2 separate regions of the Homo sapiens genome follow, and region 1 is linked to region 2. A link is an interaction called in ENCODE POLR2A ChIA-PET data of the cell type or tissue named here. Cell type or tissue: Panc1. All regions are shown on one strand.

The links. Peaks named below come from ENCODE experiments on the same cell type or tissue, not always from the same donor. Only the 100,000 strongest peaks of a DNase experiment are listed, where the experiment ranks them.
Region 1: POLR2A ChIA-PET joins it to region 2 with 11 read pairs; 3 of 35 experiments call an interaction of 5 or more read pairs at or near these places.

The regions. Positions count from the first base shown.
Region 1 is chr2:202,170,576-202,175,575 of GRCh38, forward strand. The region is part of intron 15 of KIAA2012; the gene reads left to right. Among named protein-coding and RNA genes, the nearest start is that of KIAA2012-AS1, 56 kb to the left of the region's middle. RefSeq lists enhancers at 325-1,143, 2,396-2,605. In Panc1, no CTCF peak of the experiment used is centred here; no DNase peak of the experiment used is centred here; H3K4me3 peaks cover 183 bases; H3K27ac peaks cover 1,000 bases.
Region 2 is chr2:201,980,782-201,985,781 of GRCh38, forward strand. No RefSeq gene overlaps it. Among named protein-coding and RNA genes, the nearest start is that of FZD7, 51 kb to the right of the region's middle. In Panc1, no CTCF peak of the experiment used is centred here; no DNase peak of the experiment used is centred here; H3K27ac peaks cover 293 bases.

The sequences.
Region 1 (5,000 bases), 190 kb after region 2:
CGCTTTGGTGGAGGAAACAGATATGTGTGCAGACAGCTCCAGTGAGTGGAGTGTGATCAGTGCTCTAAGAGAATACAGGAAGGACAACTGATCCAGACCGGGGCAGAAATCTGATCCAGATAGAGAGAAATCAGGTAGGGCTTCCTGTAGGAGGTAATGGCTGACATGAAGGAAGGCATTTACGAACCTAGACTGCGTTCACCCATTTGTGATGAAGACATCAAGAGAAGGCAGCAGTTCACACTCCCTGTGTGCCAGGCACCAGGCTATGCATTTTCTGTAAAGTGCCTCATTTAACTTTTATACTAATCCTGTAAAGAAGCAGGCCTTGGTATCCCTATTTGTCAGATGAGACAATTGAGGCACAGAGTGGTTAAGTACCACATCCTTGCTCGCAGAGCTGGGCAACAGTGAGGCTGACCTCCCCAGGCTGTCTGCATAGATTAATGCTGGATGTTAACAGCTATCAAAAAGAGGGTTCGCCCCCCACGGGAGAAAACAGCAAGGTCCGGGGAAATAGAGATTTAAAGAAATACTACACACACACACACACACACACACACACAGACATATACACACACACATTCATACATAGACACACACACAGACACATATACACAGACACACATGCACACACACACACACACACCCCAACTAGAGAAATATGAATGAAAAGATTCTTCAAGCAGTTTTTTTAAAGGGAATAAAAAGGTGTGGCCAATCGGGGAGGGAGGCCAAAGTGGTCCAGCAGTGCGGCATCTGCGCCTCCGCGGCGGCAGGGGCCCCGCAGCAGGCGCGCTGGGAGCAGCTTCTCTCGGGGCCTGCCGCGTTTATGGCTTCAATAGCGCCGCTCCGGGTCCCCGCGGCGTCGGAGAGGCTTCTGCCTAGCGCCTCTCTGCTGCGCGAGGTCGTCCCGGCCTTACAAAAGGAGCTCCTCGCTGGTGAGCTCAAGACCCCAGGCGGGCTCTCCCCGAAGGGTCACTTCTCCGAGTGTGTCGCCTCCTTTAGTCTTTTCTTTTCCTCTCTGTGGTGGCTTGTGATGTCTCTAACGCTGGGGCCTCCTATGGACTCCATCCCGAGATGGAGACTGGCAGAGCTAGAAGGTCTAAACATCTGAAAAGCAGGCACGCATAGTCCCTGGGGAGAAGGCAGGGAGGCAGGCAAACCCCTGGAGTGCCACCCAAACAATTGGACTTTTTAATTGATACTGTTTTATTTTGGCCAATTTTCCACTTAGGGGTGGAGAAAAGGGAAGTAATTTTTGGCATTTACTTTTTTTTTTTTTTTTTTTGGAGACAGAGTCTTACTCTGTTGCCCAGGCTTGAGTGCAGTGGCGTGATGGCTCACTGCAACCTCCGCCTCCCAGGTTCAAGCAAGTCAGCCGCCTCAACCTCTCGAGTAGCTGGGATTGCAGGCGCCTGCCACCACGCCCTGCTAATTTTTGTATTTTTAGTAGAGACGGGTTTTCGCCAGGCTGTTTGCGGGCTTACGCCCGCGTCGGCCTCCCAAACTGTTGGGATTACAGGCGTGAGCCACCGCGCCTGGCCATTTTTGGCATTTACTATGAAGCAAGACGTAATGCTAGGTGCTTTATGTACTTTGAGCTTATTTTATCCTCACTATAACCTTATGAGGCAAAGTGCATTGTTTCTATTCCACAGATGAGGAAAATGAGGCTCAAAGAGGTTAGGTAACTTGCCCAAGGGGCACACAGCCAGTAAGTGGAGAAGCTGAGAGATGAACCCAGGTTTCTATGACTCCATGCTCCTTGAATCTTTGAGTTGTGATGCCATCCCTGTGTTTCTGAGAGGAAATAGTAAAAAGTCAGGGAAACATCACGAAATTATGGCAGTATGTTTTTTAAGCCAGCATGAATCTTGGAGGTGATCTAGAAGTTCTTTTATATTATGGATGAAGAAACCTGAGGCCTACAAGTCAAGAGAATCGTGCATGACAACTAATTATTAAAACCAGGGTAACTGGAGTCTGCCCAGTGTTAGTGGTTATCTAGTTCAGTTCAGTTCCGTTCAGGTCAGTTTCGTTTTGAAGACTTTTCCTTGGGCAGTTTCCAGCTTCAGGAATAAACAGCTCCAGAAGGAGCAAGTGTAATGATTGCCTGACCTGTGCAAAGAAGTGAGGAGTAGCCAGTGCTGGAAAAGTTCCTCCTAACACTGTGGAGAAAACAGGGAGACCAGAAGTGTGTGCCCAGGAGTCCTGGTGGTGCCACTCACCAGAATCTACAGCCTGGAAGATGGCACCATGCAAAGGTCTGGGGCTCCTTGCTCCCCACATTGCCCAGTATGATGCCTGCACAGTCATGGCACAGCACACTGCCAGGCCCTGCTATCTGCAGCCTGCAGTACTAGGTGCAAAATATTCTGCTAGTCCTTAGCACCTACATGACCTAACTCTGGTACTGCTCTATTTTTCCTCTGGGAAGTATTTCAAAGTTCTCCTTCATATTGGAAGAGGAGGAAGTAGGAAGTGGTGCACGCTTAAGAATGTTTCTGGTTTACTCCTACACAGCCCAGACTGGGGAAGTCCCCCGGGAAGTCCCCCAGAGTCCCAGAGAACAGCAGTCGTCCCTTGATTCTGAAAATTCTCTTCACCTTCCAGGAAGAAAAGCTCATTTCTAACAAGAGACCTAAATTTGTCAAAACCCAAAAGCAGCTAAAACTAGAGATAAGGACAACATAAGAAAGGAAAATTATAGGCCGGGCCTGGTCACTCACGCCGGTAATCCCAGCACTATGGGAGGCCAAGGCGAGCGGATCACCTGAGGCTGGGACTTCGAGACCAGCCTGACCAACATGGAGAAACCCCGTCTCTACTAAAAATACAAAATTAGCTGGGCGTGGTGGCACGTGCCTGTAATCCCAGCTACTCAGGAGGCTGAGGCAGGAGAATCGCTTGAACCCGGGAGGCAGAGGTTGCAGTGAGCCAAGATAGCACCATTGCACTCCAGCCCGGGCAACAAGAACGAAACTCCATCTCAAAAAATAAAATAAAAAAAGGAAAATTATAGACCAATCTCACTTATGATCAAACATACAAAACTCCTAAATAAACTATTAACCAATCAAATTCTTAAGCTTATATTTTTAAAAGTATTAACAATACACACAACTGAATTTGGTTTATCACAAGAATTCAAAGAGGGTCTAACATATGAAAATATATTTATAATCCACACTAAGAGGTTAGTGGGGAAAAGCCTTAGGGTCATCTCAATAGATGCAAAAGGAAAAAAATAAAATTCACCCATTCCCAATTAAAACTTATCAGACTAAGAATAGAAGAGGGCTTCTTGATTTTGACAAAGAGTATCCATGAAAAACCTATAGTAAACATCACACTTGAATACTTGAATGGTAGAACTTGAGAAGCATTCTTTTTTTTTCTTTTTTGAGACACAGTTTTGCTCTTGTCGCCCAGACTGGAGTGCAACGGCACGATCTCGGCTCACTGCAACCTCTGCCTCCCAGGTTCAAGCAATTCTTCTGCCTCAGCCTCCCAAGTAGCTGGGATTACAGTTGCTCACCACCGCACCTGGCTAATTTTTTGTATTTAGTAGAGATGGAGCTTCACCATGTTAGTCAGGCTGGTCTCGAACTCCTGACCCCAGGTGATCCACCCTCCTGGGCCTCCCAAAGTGCTGGGATTACAGGCATGCGGCACTGCGCCTGGCCAAGAAGCATTCTCTTTAGAGACAGGACTAGGACAAGGATGTCCTCTATCAGTGATTCTATTCAACATTGTACTAGCAATGCTAGCCAGAACGGTAAAGAAACCAAAAAAAGGAAAGATGAAAGGATAGGAAGGAGGAAAATGACACTGGTATTATTTCCAGACTATATTATTACTTATATGGAAAATTCAAGGGACTCTACAGACAAGACATTAAAAGACAAAAGAATTCAGCAAGATTACTAAATACAGATCAATACACAGAAATCAATTGTGTAAAAAATAGTGTTTGAAAACATAAAGCACAATTTAAAAATAGAATTTAAAAGGAATTGTTATTATGGAAAACTGCAAACATACACAGAAGTGAACAGAGCAGCACAGTGAATCCCATATACCCATCTCTTGGCCAGTGTTGTTCACCTGTATCTCCAACTCCTTTCTCTCTCCCATGTTATTTTGAAACAAATTTTAGGCTCATATCATTTTATTCATATATACTTGAGAACATATCTCTCAAAGATGAGAAATGACTTTTTTTATTATTATTATACTTTAAGTTTTAGGGTACATGTGCACAATGTGCAGGTTAGTTACATATGTATACATGTGCCATGCTGGTGCGCTGCACCGAGAAATGACTTTTAACATAATCATGATACCATTATTACACCCAAAATTTAAATAATTCTTTAATATAATTGAATATTCAGTCAGTTTTCAAAGTTCAAATTGTCCCATAATTATTATAATTGTTTTGGAATTTGCAAACCAACTGTTTACAATTGGTTGATATGACCTTTAAATCTCATTGAATTTATAAGTTCCCTTCCATTTCTTTTTTTTCCCCCTTTTAGTGTATTTGTAGGAAATTGGGTCACTTGTCTTGTTGAGTTTCAATCTAGACTTTGCTGATTGCGTCCTCATAGTGTAGTTTAACATGTTTCTCTGTCTTCCACATGTCCTGTAAGTTAACACTTGGGTCTAGAAACTTGATCAGATTCCGGTTTGGTTTGGTTTTTCCTTTTGGCAGTCTATAAATTCAGTGCAATTTCAATTTTAAAAATCCCCAACAGGGTTTTTGGCAGAACATGATTAGCTGATATTAAAATTCATATAGAAAAGCCAGAAATAGTTGTCATGGTCTGAATGTTTGTGTCCCCCAAAAATTCACATGCTGAAACCTCATCACCAATGTAAAGGTATTTGGAGGTTGGGCCTCTGGGAGGTGATTAAGTCATGAGGGCAGAGCCCTCATAAATGAGATTAGTGCCTTTACAAAAGAGGCCCCAGAGAGCTATCTTGCCCCTTTT
Region 2 (5,000 bases):
GGAGCCTGATCCACCCACTGATGATCATCCCACGTTGGGCCATTCGTCCAGGTTCCCCCTCCTGGCTGTCTGAGGTCATCGTCCTCTCTGACAATGACTCTTTCCCATTTTGGGGTCTCAGGCCCCTTTAAGAATCTGGGAAAAGGACAAATGCTTCCTTGTAATTTGCATAGATTCTGGCTAGCTTCTAGGCCCCCTTAAGACCACTGTTCCAGAATATGTGGGGACACTAGAGCCTGCTTCCTGTCTTGGCTGTACCCCACAGAGTCTATTGGAATTTGGCTTCCCTGAGGATCAGAGTGTTCTTCCACCTGGCGGCCTGCATGGAGCCAGCTTGTCAAAAAGTGGTCCCATATGCGCCACACTGCTTTGCTTAGAGCTTCATGTTCTGGCAACGAACCCAAAGAGACTGAGCTGTCCCACATTTCTGAAGAAAAGTGAAAAGACAAAGCATGGGTAATTTCCCAGTGTTCTACAACCAGAGGAGGGTATGTGGCCCTGACCCAGGGGCCAGGGAGGTGGGATGCTCTCAACCTATGCCACAGCCAAACCAGAAGCTTGGCGGCAGGAACTAACGTGAGCCGGTCATTCGTGCTGTGCTGTGAGCTATGATAACTGTCTAACTTAATCCGTTCAGCAACCCTGTGTGGTGAGAATATTCTCCCCATTTCACAGATGAAGAAACAGGCACACTGAGGTCAAGGAATTTGCCAAGATCCCAGTACAGAAGAGCTAGGGCTTGAACCCAGGGAGTCTAACTCCAGAGCCAAACGGCTGACCTCTCCACTACCTCACCTCTGTTATCAGTTGCCTCATCTTTGTTATTACAGACAGACTGGAGAGCAGGAGAAAACAGAAATGTTCCCACAGTGCTCACCTCTGGCATCCTCTCCAGTGATGTCACACTCCCAACAGACTGGAATTCAGAGAAGCAAAGTAACTGCCAAGCCACATTGGTTCCCTGATGCCCCCTGGTCTCTTCTTCCCAGAAGCAAAAGGCACCAGAGAGGGACAGGTGGGGAGCTCAGTACCAAAGGACTTGCTTCTCTACCAAATCAGGGCATCTGGGCTTTTCGGACTTGGGTCAGGGGACCTCATCCCTGGGTTTCTCCACCCAGACCTGCTCCTAAGGAGTATAAGTTGTCACAGCTGCAGGCTAAAGACTTTGCTACATCCACACTAACTAAGACAATAGCAACTAGATCAAGACTCTAAACACATATCCTGGTGGCCTCCAAAAAGTCACCAGAACACTTTCATCTGGGTTGTGTAAATTGGGATATAGCTTCCTACCCAAGAACAAAAAAAAGATGATTTGAGCCTAAGCATTGCTATGTCCTGTCACCTGTCCCTCACAAAGGACCTAATCACAAATTCCTGCCCCAAACCCCTGCCATGAATACACTCCTTAAAGTACAATCTATGTACGGACAACCAATAGTATACTTCATAGTCACATTTTCACTAACAGCATCATGGTATTGAAAACAGGATGGTATTCTTGACTAAAATCACATACTTTTAGACACCTGACAATGCTAGAAGCAGCTTCCACATCCAAAATGCCAGAGGGCCTCTATGGGAGATATTCCAGATTGATTTTATAACCATCCTGACTGGTGTTTGAGAGCAGCATGGAAACAAATCCCATCTTTGTCACACGCTGGGGACTTAATGTAAAACCCTAAATGCTACTGAGATACACAATTTGACTCCTTCTCATATTATCATGCTTCGACACCCTTTTGATGGACTGTTTGTTATAAAGGACCAGGAAGAATACTTCAGAAGATTTGAATGGAACTTAGGCAACAGCTTTCTTTGACAGATTTGGAAAAATGAGATCCAGAGAAGTTAATTACATCACTTAGTTGATCTATTGAGAAAATATCTGTGATTGGAGACAGAAACTTGGGCTGGAGTGCTAGTTCTGCCTCTTCCAAATCCCTGTAATCTTGATGAAGTTAGTCAAAAGGCTCAGTTTTCTCACCTGTAAAAGCGGACCATAAGCCCCTTCTCAGAACTGATGCAAAGATAGCAGTAGATACTGGAGCTTGTGGAAATGTTTTATAAAAGGTAACAGGTTGGCTGGGCACAGTGGCTCACGCCTGTAATCCCAGCACTTTGGGAGGCCGAGGCGGGTGGATCACGAGGTGAGGAGATCAAGACCACCCTGGCTAACACGGTGAAACCCCGTCTCTACTAAATATATATAAAAAAAAAAATTAGCCGGGTGTGGTGGTGGGTGCCTGTAGTCCCAGCTACTTGGGAGGCTGAGGCAGGAGAATGGTGTGAACCCGGGAGGCAGAGCTTGCAGTGAGCCGAGATGGCGCCACTGCACTGCAGCCTGGGTGACAGAGCGAGACTCCATCTCAAAAAAAAAAAAAAAAAAAAAAAAAAGGTAACAGGTTGTACAGATAAAATGTATCATGAAAGATGCCTCCCATGCCACTCATTTTTCCTTTGTCTATTGAAAAGATCACAGAAGCAATGGTGGTGGATGTTGGGAATGTTTGTGCTGGCTTTACAAATGTTGGGTTCTCTTTTAATTAAGACCTGTCTTTTCTTTTCTTCGGATGGGAGAGAGCCTGGCCTGCCTTAACGGCCTCCAGACCTGCATATGTTACTGCTGCCAGTGGAAGACAAAACCCAAAAGGAGAGAGAGGGAAAAAATAAATCTTTTGGTTTTGCAGCTAAATAGCCCAAAACACAGCTAGCAAAGTTCCATAAAGGTTTGGCATTCACCAACACACAGTGGAAACAAAGCTGACCCCTCCCCTGGCCATGCCCTCTGACCCCACGGCCAGGAATACTTCTGCTGTCAGCCTGGGGAGCTGGCTTCAGGGTTTTCCTTGGGGGCTGTTTGCCTTTGGGGGTTGGGGAGGGAGTATTTTAGTACCAGCCCCCATTCCCAACTGGCAGGGGGAGTTTACTGATTAATATTCATGAGCAATATTTTGTGCCTGCTGCAGTTTCTCATGCAAGGTGGGTTTTGAGGGAGGAATATATTACGGAAATCACCCTCCTGCCACCACCTTTGGAAATACAGGACCCAAGTCCCAAATTGTAAATATTTAACACGGGGAACCTCCTTTCCTTCTGTCTCCCCACCGCCACCCCTTACCCTCTCCCTGTATACATTAAACTCATTCTTTCCGTTTAACAAGGGCCACTGTGTTTCTTCCCAGCTCTGTTCAGTTGGAACCTTGGGTCTGTGTCCATAGAGTCACATAAAATGTCCATAAATCCCTTCAGCCACAGGACACAATTGATGGTAATTCTTTGCCGTTAAAGTTGTCACTGGCCACAGCCCCAGAGCTGGGAAATGCGTTCTATCTGCTCCGTCAGATCCAGCCCTGTGCAGTCAGTCAAGGACCCCCAGTCCTTAGCCCCCAACCCGCAGCCCCTGGAGATGAACCCAAGAAAAAATAGAAAACAGTAAGAAGAATGCTGAGGTGATTTCCATTGATTTGGGGTGGGAGGGGGTATTCCTTCTTTCCCACACTCAGCGCCCTCATGGCTGGAATATCCTACCAGTGGGAATATTCTAATTGGCAGCAGGTGGAGACAGAAAGAGCAGGGAAACCAGGAAGTGGAGAGCACAGGTTTAGGACACATCTTTGACTGAAGTTTTATCTCATCAGTAAAATGAAAGAAAGGAGACTTGCCATCTCTACCATGTGGGAACATGGGGAGGATGGAAGGCAAGAGGGACTTTCGAGGAACTTTGTGCAACAGCTGCACAGCCTTGGCTTCCGAGGTCTTCATTTGATTGTAGTGGTTGTTGCCAACTGCATGACAATAATAAAACAAGGGTAATGCAGATTCAGAGATGGAGGTGGACTGTACGGGACTCCTCCCATGAGCAGAGGGCCTTTGATGAGGCCCTCAGCTGGATCATCTCATTTAACTCCCACATTAGCCTTGTGGACTAGGTACTTATCCCCCTTCAGAGATTAGGAAACAGGCCCAGCAAGGCCAAGGAACTTGCTCAAGGCCACAAGACAAGGCAGTGGTGGAGCCAGGCCTTGAACCTGGCTTTCTTGTGTGACCTTGGACAAGCTATTTCAGATCTCTGAGTCTCAGTGTCCTCATCTGCAAAAATTAAGGGGCTATGCAGGATGCAAGCTCCCCCAGGCCGAGAATACTGGAGCACCATTGTCGACAATCTACCTGAGCCTGTAACAACAGGCCATGGTCCACATTCCACCAGGGGAGACCCTGAGCCAATGTCTGTGGGGTGGATGAACTGAAGGCTGGGTCAGTCCAGGCGCAGGCATGCTCTGTGTAGGGCCCTCACTGGTTGCCTCTCCCAGGGCCGGCATCTTCTGTCGGTCACAGCAGAGACCCTGCCAGTGGGATCCATGTCCAGTGGCAGGAAAGCTTCTCAGGCGAGAGGCTACAGGCTACAGAGCAAGCCAGATGGACACGGCTTTTCCCAAACAAAGAAAATATTCTCCCTGGCACCCAGCCTCCCTGGCTCTGCAAGCAAACCAAGAAGAAAAGCCACCCTGTAGCCTGCTGACAGACAGCACGGTGGCAGCCAGCCAGCCCTGTGCCCACATCGCTCAATCAGCCCATTCTCCTCGCATCCTCCCTGGGGCGCTGCTCTAGTCCTCTTGTGGGGCCTCACAGAAAGGAAGTTGGGCAGAAGCAGATTGAGGCAGCCTTGCTCTCAGTCGAACCTCTCCAAAAGGCAGTTTAAAAGGCTTGATTCTGTGGGAGTTGCTGGGGATGCTCCAAAACCGGAATGGCTTCAGAGCCTCCAGAAAGATTTCCTGTCTCACCCTCACCCCCGCTGCCTGCCCTTCCCAGAATATGAGCAGCACATATTCCGGAAAGCCCACGCTGACAAGTGCGATTACCTTCCAAGCTGTTGTAGCGTACCAGTGGGGAGAGTCCTGTTGAGGTTAGAGGAGAGGAACCTCACCTCCAGCTGAGTCTCTTGCCACAACCTTTAGGGCAGGCCTCAGCAACTCTCAGCCTCAGTTTCCTTCAGG